Linked DNA regions of Homo sapiens: region 2 is linked to region 1. The links are chromatin loops, found by intact Hi-C in ENCODE. Cell type or tissue: Calu3. All regions are shown on one strand. Links, peaks and the distances in the headings refer to the core of each region. The heading gives the core; the rest is flanking DNA.

Region 1 (8,025 bases), core at 2,477-4,976:
ACAATTTTAACTTCTCAAGGTTTTCTCCCTGTTTGTGTGTCCATCTCTGTGTCCAAATTTCCCCTTTTCATAAGGACACCAGTCATATTGGATTAGGGCCACTCTTTTCCACTATGACTTTATCTTTCCTAATTATGTCGTCAATTACCCTATTCCCAAATAAGATCTCATTCTGAGGTACTGGGGGTTAGGACTTCAACATATAAATTTACATAAAAGGAAAGGACATTGAAATGCTCAAGTGGGTGGGTGGGTTGCAATCTTAAATAGGGAATTCAAGGGGGGCCTCGTTGAGAAGGGGACACTTAAGTGAATGAAGGCTTCAGGAAGTAGAGAGTGGGCCATGTGTCAAGCAGAGGGAATAGCCAATGCAAAGGCACCAAGCTGGAGCAAGCTTGGGATTTTCCAGGAACAGCAGGGAACCAGTGTGGCTATAGCAGAGAGAAAGTGAGGGAAGATGGGAAGGCAGGGACCTGGTTGAGATCGTGTGGCCCTTGGAGACCTGTGAAGAACTTTGGCTTTTACTCTGAGCATAATGGGGAATTATTTGCAGACACTAGACAGTAGAGGTATGATCTGGTTTGTGTCTTGAGAAAGGTCACTTTGGTGGTGAGTTTTAGAATACATTGTGAACGGGTGGGGAAGCCATTAGGAAGCTAGGGGTGTGATCTAGACGAGAGATGACTGAGACAGAAGAAAGAGGTGAGACTTTCTGGGCAATGTCTTGAGCAGGGTAGTAGAGATGGGATTTGCTGCACAAATAGAGGGATTGGCTTTAAAAAGCCATGGCATGGTACCGGGCCTCTGAAAATATTTATAATTTCAATTCTTTCCGATTACTGCAAATTTAAAGAACATAGCAAAATATCTGGTGGACAGAAGGCCCTCAATAAAGGTCAGTTTCTTTTCTTTCCCTTGTATTCTTAAGTCTGTCTCACCCTACACTTCTCCATTCCCAATCACTCATCTTAATCTTTGCTGGCTCTTTAATCGTTAAAGAGTGTAAATTGTTGTTGGCTTAAAGCAGTACATTTTAAATTGTCCTCTGAGGAATCCTAGGTATTTGAGACAGTGCCGTGGGGCCCAAGTGGGGGTCAAATAATGGCTAACTGGAGGGATCTTGAGCTGTCTCTGCCCAATCCCCAATTCATACAGAAACACTTATACCTGTGGTTTGTACAGGGCTTTATCTTTTTTAAAAAATTGTTTCTACTTTAAAAAAATCCATTGTCTTAAAGCATTCCTCCTGTCTGAGATATTTTAAACCTTTTAAAACCAAATAAATTAGTCTTTAATGGTCAAATTTTAGATCCTGGTTCTGCTAGTTTTACTAGTGTTTTTCATATAGGCTTTTCTACTTTATCAAATAATAATGATGATGATGATCACCAATATTTGTTGAGGGCTAAACTTGCTCTTGTTTAGAATCCTGCCTAGGAAATTGTAAAGAATGAAGCTACACATAAAGTCATAGATCCATACAGGCATAGAAAGTAAGAGGTTGGAGTACCCTTTTAAAAATTCTCATTTCACCCTCTCAATTTATTAACAAAATAACAGAGGAATGTTGACTTGGTCAAAGTTACCCAAGAATAGCTGAATCGAGAATCCAAGTGACTTGTGTCTCAGGTCACCAGTTTTCCCATTATATGCTGCTGGGAGGCAGGTGTCCTTAGATTAGGATAGAGAGTGTCATGATCCAGCTTTTGAAACAAAAGGTAGACACGGAGTATGTACTGAAGACATTTGATGTGACATTTACCATCCCTGGGAGTTCAGGTTTACAAGCTCCACCACATTTAAGAGCCCTTTAAACTCTCTAATTGCTCATTTATCTGATGTTACACAAATAGTCCCCACAGATACAGACTGACAGGTAAACAGCTTGTTGAGAATTTATTTAAAATGATAAACTAACATAATGCATCTTCTCTTGAGAGAATTACCAAAAGCACAGGATTGCACTGCAGTTTGCAGCCATATTTCTTCCATAGTCACTATTGGCTGTGACCTTCTAATTTTCTTGGGGAATGTTTCATTCCTTGATCCGTGAATTACTGCACTGTAAGCAAACCTGGCAGATCTTTTGGGAACAGAAAGATTAGGGCAACCTGGTGAAGGTAAAAAGAAAACACTCTGGGTATTGGCCAGATCTGGATGGAAATCCTGCCTCTGCCTCTTATATCTGGCTTTCTATGGGCAATCTCTTCAGCTCACTATGCCTCAGTTTTCTCTCAGTAAAATGGGAATTATAGTAACATCTACCTCACTGGATGGTTGTGAGAGTTAAATGAGCTAAGTTGATACAGAAGCCTTCCCCCCAACATCTCTGACTCATGCTTCCCAGCTTCTCCTTGTACTCTGGTGATGGAGAGCTTCTTTCTTCTGCCTGAGGAAGCTCATTTCACTTCCCACTTGGGAGATCTCTCTTTTGGGAAACTCTTAAGTTGAGTGAATATGTGGTAAAGCTCAAGGAAACATAGAGTCACTTGGGAACTATATCCCAGTATTGGGACCCAGGTTCTTTGAAGTGTTGCTTTCTTTTTATGAAATCATTTTATTTTTATTGACCAATTTTGGGGGACATTTATGCTCCCAAACGGTGAGCCACGTTTCTTTCTAGGACACATTCCCCTGTTTAATTTACAATAAAAGTTTTTTAAATTCCAAAGGAAAATAAGCAATTTCTTAATGGAATTAAGTCAACAACGTATTTACTTTGTATTAGCTCTGAGCTAAATGCGAACTCTCAGGTTTTTCTTGTGCTAACTGCATGAAAAGGAGCATCAGCCTTATTATTCATAATGCTCATTCTGTGACATTCCTGAGTTTGCTTAACACTATTTCGTCAGTGTGATTACTTTGAACAATCTGAGTCCTTGTCAGTACTGCATGACTTGCTTTTATTAGGTAGAAGGGGTTCCACTAGTTGGGTTCTAGACATGGACACTTGTTGCAGCAACACAATTTCCCCTTGATAGTTAAGATTAATCGTCCCAGGCAGAAGAAGAATCGACTTCTTTGCCTGTTGTAACCCTAGCATGCAGAATCCAACATGACTGGGTCTCAGTCTTGACTTCCAACTCAATGAAACCATTGTTGTGTCACCCAGTGACAATATTTCTCTCTTGGGATCTAAGACTTTTTAAAATAGTAGAGCCTGAAAGTATAGGGACAGGAAGTATCAATTCTTCAAGTTGAAAGGGGCTATTCCTACTTCCATCTTTTGATTCCTGGACCCATGTACACTAGTTTTGGGGGAAACAGTACCATATGTTGGACATAGATTCAACAACATCTTTTAGGATAGTACCCCAACCTTGCAAGTATTGTTTCCCAGCTGGCTCTGTAATGAGTCTTCAGCAAGCTATTCTATGATTCTATCAATCTAGCGATGGGGTATGTGGTAAGACCAGTTGGAATTCCATGAGCATGAGTCACTGTTATGTTTCTTTTGCTGTGAAAATGAGTTATTTGGTCAGAAGCAATATTGTGAGTGGTAAGACAGTGAATAAGCATTTCATACATCCGCAGATGGCAAAGGGCAGAGTAGGCTGATTTGCATTCTGTAGAAAGGCCTATTTAATAGTGGAGAGAAACTGTTGCTCCTCTGTGATGGAAGAGATCCACTGTAATTAATGTGCCACCATGTGACTAGATGGTTTTCCAGAAAATGGCACCACATTGGGCTTTCAGCATTGATCCCTGCTGCTGGCAAGTTACTACTCAGCAGAGGTGGTAGGCAGATTAGGATTGATGGGTGGAGGCCCTTTTTGAGTTCATACATAGCCTCCATTCCTGAGTGGGATGAGTGAGCAATCACATAGGACACAAATGTACACAACTCATCCCCATTTGTAGGGGTACACCCACATACTCTCCCTGCAGACCTCCCTGGGGAAAGACATATTTTTCTTGTTCTTTTCAAACACCATCTGTGTAGCCAAACCATTAGCCACTGCCTGTGAATCATTGTAGACCCGAGTTCCTGATAATCTTATCCAGACAAAGTAGATGACAAAATGTGCTGCTCAATGGTCTAGGAGGGTCTCTCTTGACTACTATTTTTTGAGATACTCCTGATTGGGGTTGAACTTCTGCAGCTGCCACTTTCAGTTTGTACCAGCATATTGTGCAGTAATATCTGTAAATCAGACCTAAGTTTTTATTATTTGTCAAATGGTCATACAGATTTTCTATGATGCTGAAGGTTTGAGATGAGGGAGAGGTAAAGTGAGAGTCTCAGCTACTTGCTCATGGAATTTACTTGTGCCCAAAGGACCTGTTCAAAATAGATCTTGTATATACCATTTTACATGATGGAGCTGCTGTACATACCTAGTCTTATGGCTTTACCAAATGGACAAAGAACAGCTCATATCTGGTCATTTGATGTTTCACAGACAGGTATTCATTCTCTCCTGGTGTATAAGCCAAAAATTCTCTCTCAACAGGTGTAACAGTTAACATAACTACATAAAGTGGTCGCGGCCTTGCTTCAAAACCCTAGAATCTTGTGCTGTTATTTATCCTCTTTTAGGAGAATTCGAGAGGCTTTATACAGTATTTTTCTTGCCTTAGATATCTCAAGTACTATTGTGTGTTTGGGGTCACGTGATCTAAAGGCAAAACAGCTTGCATTTCACCAAACCTGCCCAAAAGCCTTCATTTGCTTTGTTCCACCACACAAAACTGGGGGTAATGTGAGCTACTCAGTAAACAGGTCAGAGCAGCACACTCAGATGTGTTATATACTGCTTTTAAAATCCAAGAGACTTATCAAGGATTGGATCTCTTTCTTAGTGGTGGGCAATGCAGGGAGCAGAAACAACTTTTATTTTGGAAGCAATGTCCTAACAAATTCTCAGACCATTAAGCCTCCAGAAAATTGCACCAAGTTGGTTGGTTTCTAAGTTTTAATGGAGTTTATCTCCTATCTTTTAGTAGTGCATGTACTGGTAGGCGTTTTATACTTTTCACCATATCCAATCAGCATGAATGTCATTTTAATAGATTAGTATAATGATTTGTAGAATGTCAAGATGACTAAGTCTCTGTGGCTAGATTATGACAGAAAGCAAGAGAATTAACATAGCCTTAAGGGAAGAGAGGGAAGGAAGGTGTATTGCTGTCCCAAACATAAATGAAATGAATTCTGAAGGCCCAGATGAGAAAGAGAGAGAGAATTGGCAGAATAACTGCCTACCAGGTGCCAAGGATTGTATTGATTTGCTTCATTAAAAAGATACTATATTTGGAACACCACCCGATCAAGTTTGCAATAATTCATTGTCATTCTTCTTTATAGGCCAATGAGTGAGTTAAATGGGTATGTGATAGGAATTACCACTCCTGTATTAATCACGTCTTGTGTTACTGATCTCTGTGATTCCCAGTGGGATGTGGTGTTTCTTTTGGAATAACTATTCTGGTAGAGAGAGGAAGTTCCAGAGGCTCCACTTGCTTCTTTCTGCCATAATAGTCACCACTCTATAGTTCAAGGGGTCAGTATAGGAATTCTACCAGTTGCTCAGTATGTCTATTCTGATTATACATTCTGGAAATTGGGAGTGATCACAGGGTGAGTATGTTGATTCACTGGACTTACTGTGAGATGTTCCCTGGCCAAAACTACTTATCATCTATTCTCCGTAAGCCTCAATATTAAATGTTACACTACAATGCAACATTGAGATATTAGCTTCAACTTAGCTCATATTTAGGAATTCTAAAGGTTTCACAGTACAAAGTAACCATCATAAATGGCCACAAGTCTTTCTGGGTAAGACTTGTAGAAAGATTTAAATTTTTTACCTGTGGATGTAATGCAGGGACCTCCTCAGAAGGGCTCAATATTACCTTCAAGGGGCTTTCAGAACTTGCAAGAAGCTCTAACTTTCTTTTTTATTGTTTTTTTGATATGGAGTCTCACTCTGTTGCCCAGGCTGGAATGCAGTGGCCAGATCTCGGCTCACTGCAAGCTCCACCTCCCGGGTTCACGCCATTCTCCTGCCTCAGCCTCCTGAGTAGTTGGGATTACAGGCACCTGCCACCGCGCCCGGCTAATTTTTTGTATTTTTAGTAGAGACAGGGTTTCACCTGTTAGCCAGGTTGGTCTCCATCTCCTGACCTCGTGATCCGCCCGTCTGGGCCTCTCAAAGTGCTGGGATTACAGGCGTGAGCCACTGTGCCCGGCCAAGAAGCTCTAACTTTCTATAAGGCCATTCATCAAGCTTCTTATTGCTAGATTTAGAATATTTCTGGTTATATAGGTACAGTAATTCTTTAGTAAACTGTCAATCTATTTTATTCTTAGGAATGCTGTGGTCAATTAGCCATTGTCAAAAGTTCCATAGAGGCCAGGCGCGATCACTCATGCCTGTAATCCCAGCACTTTGGGAGGCCAAGGCGGGTGGATCACCTGAGGTCAGGAGTTGCAGACTAGTCAGGCCAACATGGTGAAACCCTGTCTCTACTAAAAACACAAAAATTAGCTGAGCGTGCTGGCAGGCACCTGCAGTCCTAGATACTCAGGAGACTGAGGCACGAGAATAACTTAACCTGGAAGGAAGAGGTTGCAGTGAGCCGAGGTTGCTCCGTTGCACTCCAGCTTGGTTGACAAGAATGAAACTCCTTCTCCAAAAAAAAAAAAAGTTCAATAGAATCAAAACATTATGATAGCCACTTCATCTCAGTTCCCTACTATGTTAATTACACCAATCTTGTTTCTGGTTATAAAGTTCTACAATGTGGTTTCTGCTACTTCTGGATCATATTATTTTATTTTTATTTTTCGTTAAAATAATAGAGACATTAAAATGATACAGTATTGGATATCCTATGCTGATTTTATTCCTAAGGTATGTTTGTTGACTGTAATTAAAATTTTTGTTTCATTTTCTAATTGTTTGCTTCACTCATGATTTGGGCTCTCTGTTTGTCTGTTATTGGTGTATAGGAATGCTTGTGATTTCTGCACATTGATTTTGTATCCTGAGACTTTGCTAAAGTTGCTTATCAGCTTAAGGAGATTTTGGGCTGAGACGATGGGGTTTTCTAAATACACAATCATGTCATCTGCAAACAGGGACAATTTGACTTCCTCTTTTCCTAATTGAATACCCTTTATTTCTTTCTCCTGCCTGATTGCCCTGGCCAGAACTTCCAACACTATATTGAATAGGAGTGGTGAGAGAGGGCATCCCTGTCTTGTACCAGTTTTCGAAGGGAATGCTTCCAGTTTTTGTCCATTCAGTATGATATTGGCTGTGGGTTTGTCATAAATAGCTCTTATTATTTGGGGATACATCCCATCAATACCAAATTTATTGAGAGTTTTTAGCATGAAGGGCTGCTGAATTTTGTCAAAGGCCTTTTCTGCATCTATTGAGATAATCATGTGGTTTTTGTCGTTGGTTTTGTTTATATGCTGGATTACGTTTATTGATTTTCATATGTTGAACCAGCCTTGCATCCCAGGGATGAAGCCCACTTGATCATGGTGGGTAAGCTTTTTGATGTGCTGCTGGATTCGGTTTGCCAGTATTTTATTGAGGATTTTTGCATTGATGTTCATCAGGGATAAATTCTCTTTTTTTGTTGTGTCTCTGTCAGGCTTTGGTATCAGGATGATGCTGGCCTCATAAACTGAGTTAGGGAGGATTCCCTCTTTTTCTATTGATTGGAATAGTTTCAGAAGGAATGGTACCAGCTCCTCCTTGTACCTCTGGTAGAATTCGGCTGTGAATCCTTCTGGTCCTGGACTTTTTTTGGTTGGTAGGCTCTTAATTATTGCCTCAATTTCAGAGCCTGTTATTGGTCTATTCAGGGATTCAATTTCTTCCTGGTCTAGTCTCAGGAGGGTGTATGTGTCGAGTAATTTATCCATTTCTTCTAGATTTTCTAGTTTATTTGCGTAGAGGTGTTTATAGTATTCTCTGATGGTAGTTTATATTTCTGTGGGATCGGTGGCGATATCCCCTTTATCACTTTTTATTGCGTCTATTTGATTCTTCTTTCTTTTCT
Region 2 (4,511 bases), core at 988-3,487, 98 kb before region 1:
CCTGGGGAGGGTGTGAAGCATGAGCAGCTCCAAACGATGGAGAAAGCCTAGTGGGGGCCACCTGGCCAAAGTTTGTGGATACTGACTTCACAGGGTTTCTCTCCTTGCCTCAGTTTCTTCATCTATAAAATGGAAAGAATACTAGCATATACCTCACAAGATTATTGTGAGAATTAAATGAATTAACATTCCTGAAGTGCTTAAAACGGGGCCTGGTGAGTGGTATGGGCCATATAGTGTATGCATTATAATTGTGAAAAAGCTGTGGACTTTAATTATTTTGACCATTTCTTTACATATGAGTTATCTAATTTTTAAAAATTTTTCTTATAAATTTTTTTTTCAGTTTGTGGAGAGAAAAGCTGTCAACTTTGTACGTTTAAAAAACACAGTGGTTTTATTTTAAAACAGTCCCTATTATCCTGTCCTGGCCAAAAGCTTTTCGGCAGGTTTTTTTTTTTTTTTTTTTTTTTTTTTGTTGAGACGGAGTCTCGCTCTGTCACCTAGGCTGGAGCGCAGTGGCGCGATCTCGGCTCACTGCAAGCTCCACCTCCTGGGTTAATGCCATTCTCCTGCCTCAGCCTCCCAGTAGCTGGGACTACAGGCGTCCGCCACCACAGCCGGCTAATTTTTTGTATTTTTAGTCGAGACGGGGTTTCGCAGTGTTAGCCTGGATGGTCTCGATCTCCTGACCTCGTGATCTGCCCGCCTCAGCCTCCCAAAGTGCTGGGATTACAGGCGTGAGCCACTGCTCCCAGTTGGCAGTTATTTTTCAATTGGATTCATCTGAAGGTTGGGTGGCCTCTGAGCACATGCTGCGTTTTCCTCTCGGAAAAATCAATGGCAGATGGCTGTCAGTGGGCCTTTGAGTGGCCCTGAAGAACTTGTTGAAAAAACTATTTACTATAGAGGAAAGCTGTGCTTTGGGTCCAAAGTCCCCTACAGAGTCCATCCTCCTGCCTCTGTGGGCTCTGGGTGGGCCGAATGGGTGGGGATGGTGAAGTGTAGCCTGCCAGCAGGTGTGTGCTGGTAAGTTGGCTCTGCTGGATAGGAGCTTTGATTCGTAGCATTTGCTGATTACTGTAGTGTAAATCCTTCCACTATGAGGTTGCTGAGTGCAGAGTTGGGCAGAGATGAGCACAATCAGCTCTCATAAGTTGGTGTGAGCCAGCTGAGGAAGGACGTGGGCTGGATGGGAGAAACCTTATTCCTATAGCAAAGGGGCTGGAGCAGGTGAGGCTTTGGGGGATTTCTTTTTGAGCAGGGAACATCGGAGGAACCCGAAGGGAATTAACATTAGCTGAGCATTTCCTGAGTACATTCTGAGCTAGGTGCTTTGCAGACATTATCTCATTTGATCTTTGTAATGACATTGTGAGTCAGCTAACTTCAGCTCCATTTTCATATGAGAAGAGAGGGCCTCAGAGGAGTTAAGTAACTTGCCCAAGGTGACACAGTGGCAGACTGGGGGTTGCAATGAAAGGATAGTGACTCCTGGGATTGAAAGTAGCAGAGATAACGCTAATAAAAAAGTTATAGGTAATTCTCTATGGGTGAATCCATTTTAACTTCACCCCAACTGCTCTGACATAAAATTCATGGATTTAAGACCCGGGAGGAGCTTTTATTTAGCTCAAACAGATAAGGAAAGTGAGCTAGTACAGTTTGATTTTGACATAAAGTAAGGCTTATATGAGGACATGTACTTGCTGCAATAGTTAGGAAGGTGCTCTGTGCTTGTGGAAGAAAGAGACTGGGAAAGGGTGATTTCACCCTCCCAGGCTCACGCCCTTCAGGGAAAGAAGCAAGGACATCTGTCTGGGGAAAACAGTGATTCTTGGGGCCAGGAGCCCATAGGAGGATGTGCATCCTTTCTTCTCCATGGGGAAGACCCCATGAATTCTGGGGACATGAATTGAAGCCCAAGGAGAGGGACACTACTTGAGGATGCTGACAAATTGAAATCTTCAGGCAAAACCTTCAGTCAGGGGCAGATGCTTTCTGGTCTCCATCAAGGAAGGCCACCTTCAGAAACACAGTTCTCAGCATTGTGGGTCCTACTGATTTGGCTGTCACTTCTGTGCAGAGGGGATGGGGGAAAGTTTCTGGCCCTCACCTCATATTTTAGCCTTTGTCTATTAGGGAGGAGTTGAGTGGGGACATTTCAAACACGGTGTCCACCCTGCTTTATTTTCCTCTGTGAATGATTAATTAGCACCTGGTTGGAGGAGGCCACATTTACTGGGGGCATGGTTACTCTGTCTTAGAGGACCTGCAGGCATGCTCCTTGTCATGTCCTATGTCCACAGGCAGTGGGTTTCCTCTCTCTGCAAGTTCACCTGGGCAGAGCCTGCTTCCTCAGCTTTGGGCCACTTCAGTCTTTTCTCCACCCCAGATGTTTAAGTGGGTAAGTGAACTTAGGGCTATTTGTTGGGACTTGATCATTTTAATGGTGAAGGCATAAAATAGGTGCTCAGTGGAGATGAATAGAATTAGTGTTTTTCCTACCATACTGCCTTCTGGGGGTATTGCATATCCTCCTATAGAATGTGCTGTTGTGCTGTTAATATAAGTTTCACTCACGCATTCATTCTTTAATGCATTTATCAACAAATATTTATATGCCAAGACTCTGCTGAACCATTAAAGATCTCGGAGGCAGAGTCCCTCACTCTTCTCTTCTTTCTCCCACAAGCCCTGACTCACAGCTGGTTACATGGGAGTATGCAGCAAAGAGTTATGATGCCTCCTGATCTTCAGCTTCTGGAGTCCCGTGGAGTTAATCCAGGTCCCTCAGGGTCCTCAGATGCCCAGTTACAGGCTCTGAACCTATGGTGCCAGATCACATGTACTTCAGCCCTCCACCACTACAGGTGTTCGATTGGACTATGAATCGCTGGGATTTCAAAATATTCAGGCTTAATGACCCAGTTCTGGCTCATGTCTATAAAATTCAGGGAACCTTAGCTAAGCCAGTTGAAATCCATGGAGAAATGGGGTCTCAGAGCTGCAGAGGGGAGGAGAAAAGGACCCAGAACACAGCTGCCTCTGCTCTGGCAGACCCAGGAGTCTGAGCTAATGCAGCAAGGAGGGACCCAGGGAGCCAGACCTTAGTGATGGGTGAGCCACACTGTCTCCATGGGCAGAGAAAGTAGCATTTACTGGATGGAGCAGGAACTCATTTCCTTTCCAAAGAAAGGGCAACCTGTTCAAGTGGAAAGAAGAAGAGAATTATTAGCATGTGAAGCCTTCAGCTTCTTGAGGCAGAATGGCAGGAAATGGTTGCCTGGGGAACCCCTGCAGCTCAGGCTCATCTGAGGTGGGCCAGAGAATTGAGTTCAAACTCTGGGCTGGCCATTTTGTGGCTTTATGACCTTGGGCGGCCATGTAATCTCTCTGAATTCAGTTGCCTTTTCTTTAAAGTGGGGAGTAAGAACACCTCTTTATGGGTTATTGTGAGGACTTCAGGGTGATATTTTTGAAGTACCATGTACAAGACAGGCACTTGGTAAATGCTGATCTTCCTCTTTCCATCCTCAATGAACATCATTTCTGTGGTAGCTGGTCTCTAAAGATGGCCTTCAGTGAGCCAGGCCTCCCAACATTCATACCCTGGAACCTGGGCTAGCTCTCACCAACAGAATGCAGTGCAAATGATACTGTGTAATTTCAAGGCTTGGTTACTAGGAGCTGAAGCATTGCAGCTTCTCCTGAGCCTCTTGGAAGGCTTGCCCTTGGAATGCCCCTTTCAGAAGCCAGCTGCCATCATCTTATGAAGAGGACACGTATAGGCACTATGGTTGAGAGCTCCAGCTGAGTGCCTAGGCACCTGCCAGCATCAACTGTCAGTCATGTGAGTGAGTCATCTTGCATATCCAGTCCGGTCAAGCCTTCAGATGGCTCCAGCCACAGCCACTATCTGACTGTTGCCACATGAGAGACCCCAAGTGACCACCATTCAGTTAGCCCATAGAACCAAGATATATGTACATTTTTGTTTTAAGCACTATGTTTTGAATTGGTTTGTTGAGCGGTAACAACTGGAACCTTCAATAGCCAACAATTGTTTTTGTGTGGAAATTCCACCATTACTGATTTATTTCTATGAGTTAGACATTAACCTACTTGGAAGTCCCCTTTTAGAATGCAAGGTCCTTTTACCCTAGATTTTGCTGGGACTGGGTTTCAGTATTGACTGAAGAAAGAAGACAGGTGGAGAAGACAGCTTGGGGACTCTGAAGCTGAGCTCTGTGATGGGTCCAGTACCTGGCCTGAGTGCCCCAGCTCAGTTCTCAGGCTCACAGGAGGAGGCCACAGGTCCTGAGTTGCCTGTGGTGAACCCAGTGCTCTACAGCTGTTGTGCTCACTAATCTTACCCAGAACCCTGTGAAGCAGAGAGGATTACACCCATTTTATAGATGAGTAAATGGAGGCTCAGAGATGTGGAGATGTGCCCTCATTCACAATCACAGAGCCAATAAGAGCAGGGCCAGGCTATGTCCATTTCTGCC

Evidence for each region. A loop is a pair of places that touch in the nucleus more often than their neighbours do. Peaks named below come from ENCODE experiments on the same cell type or tissue, not always from the same donor. Only the 100,000 strongest peaks of a DNase experiment are listed, where the experiment ranks them.
Region 2: a loop joins it to region 1, with 2.1 times the contacts of the local background. A loop is called at or near these places in 4 of 110 quality-filtered maps.

What each region holds. Positions count from the first base shown.
Region 1 is chr3:140,625,387-140,633,411 of GRCh38, reverse strand. All of the region lies in intron 1 of LOC102724068 (a long non-coding RNA gene), which reads left to right. Among named protein-coding and RNA genes, the nearest start is that of TRIM42, 49 kb to the left of the region's middle. In Calu3, for the core only: no CTCF peak of the experiment used is centred there; a DNase peak (open chromatin) is centred at 3,431.
Region 2 is chr3:140,724,957-140,729,467 of GRCh38, reverse strand. No RefSeq gene overlaps it. Among named protein-coding and RNA genes, the nearest start is that of TRIM42, 49 kb to the right of the region's middle. In Calu3, for the core only: no CTCF peak of the experiment used is centred there; no DNase peak of the experiment used is centred there.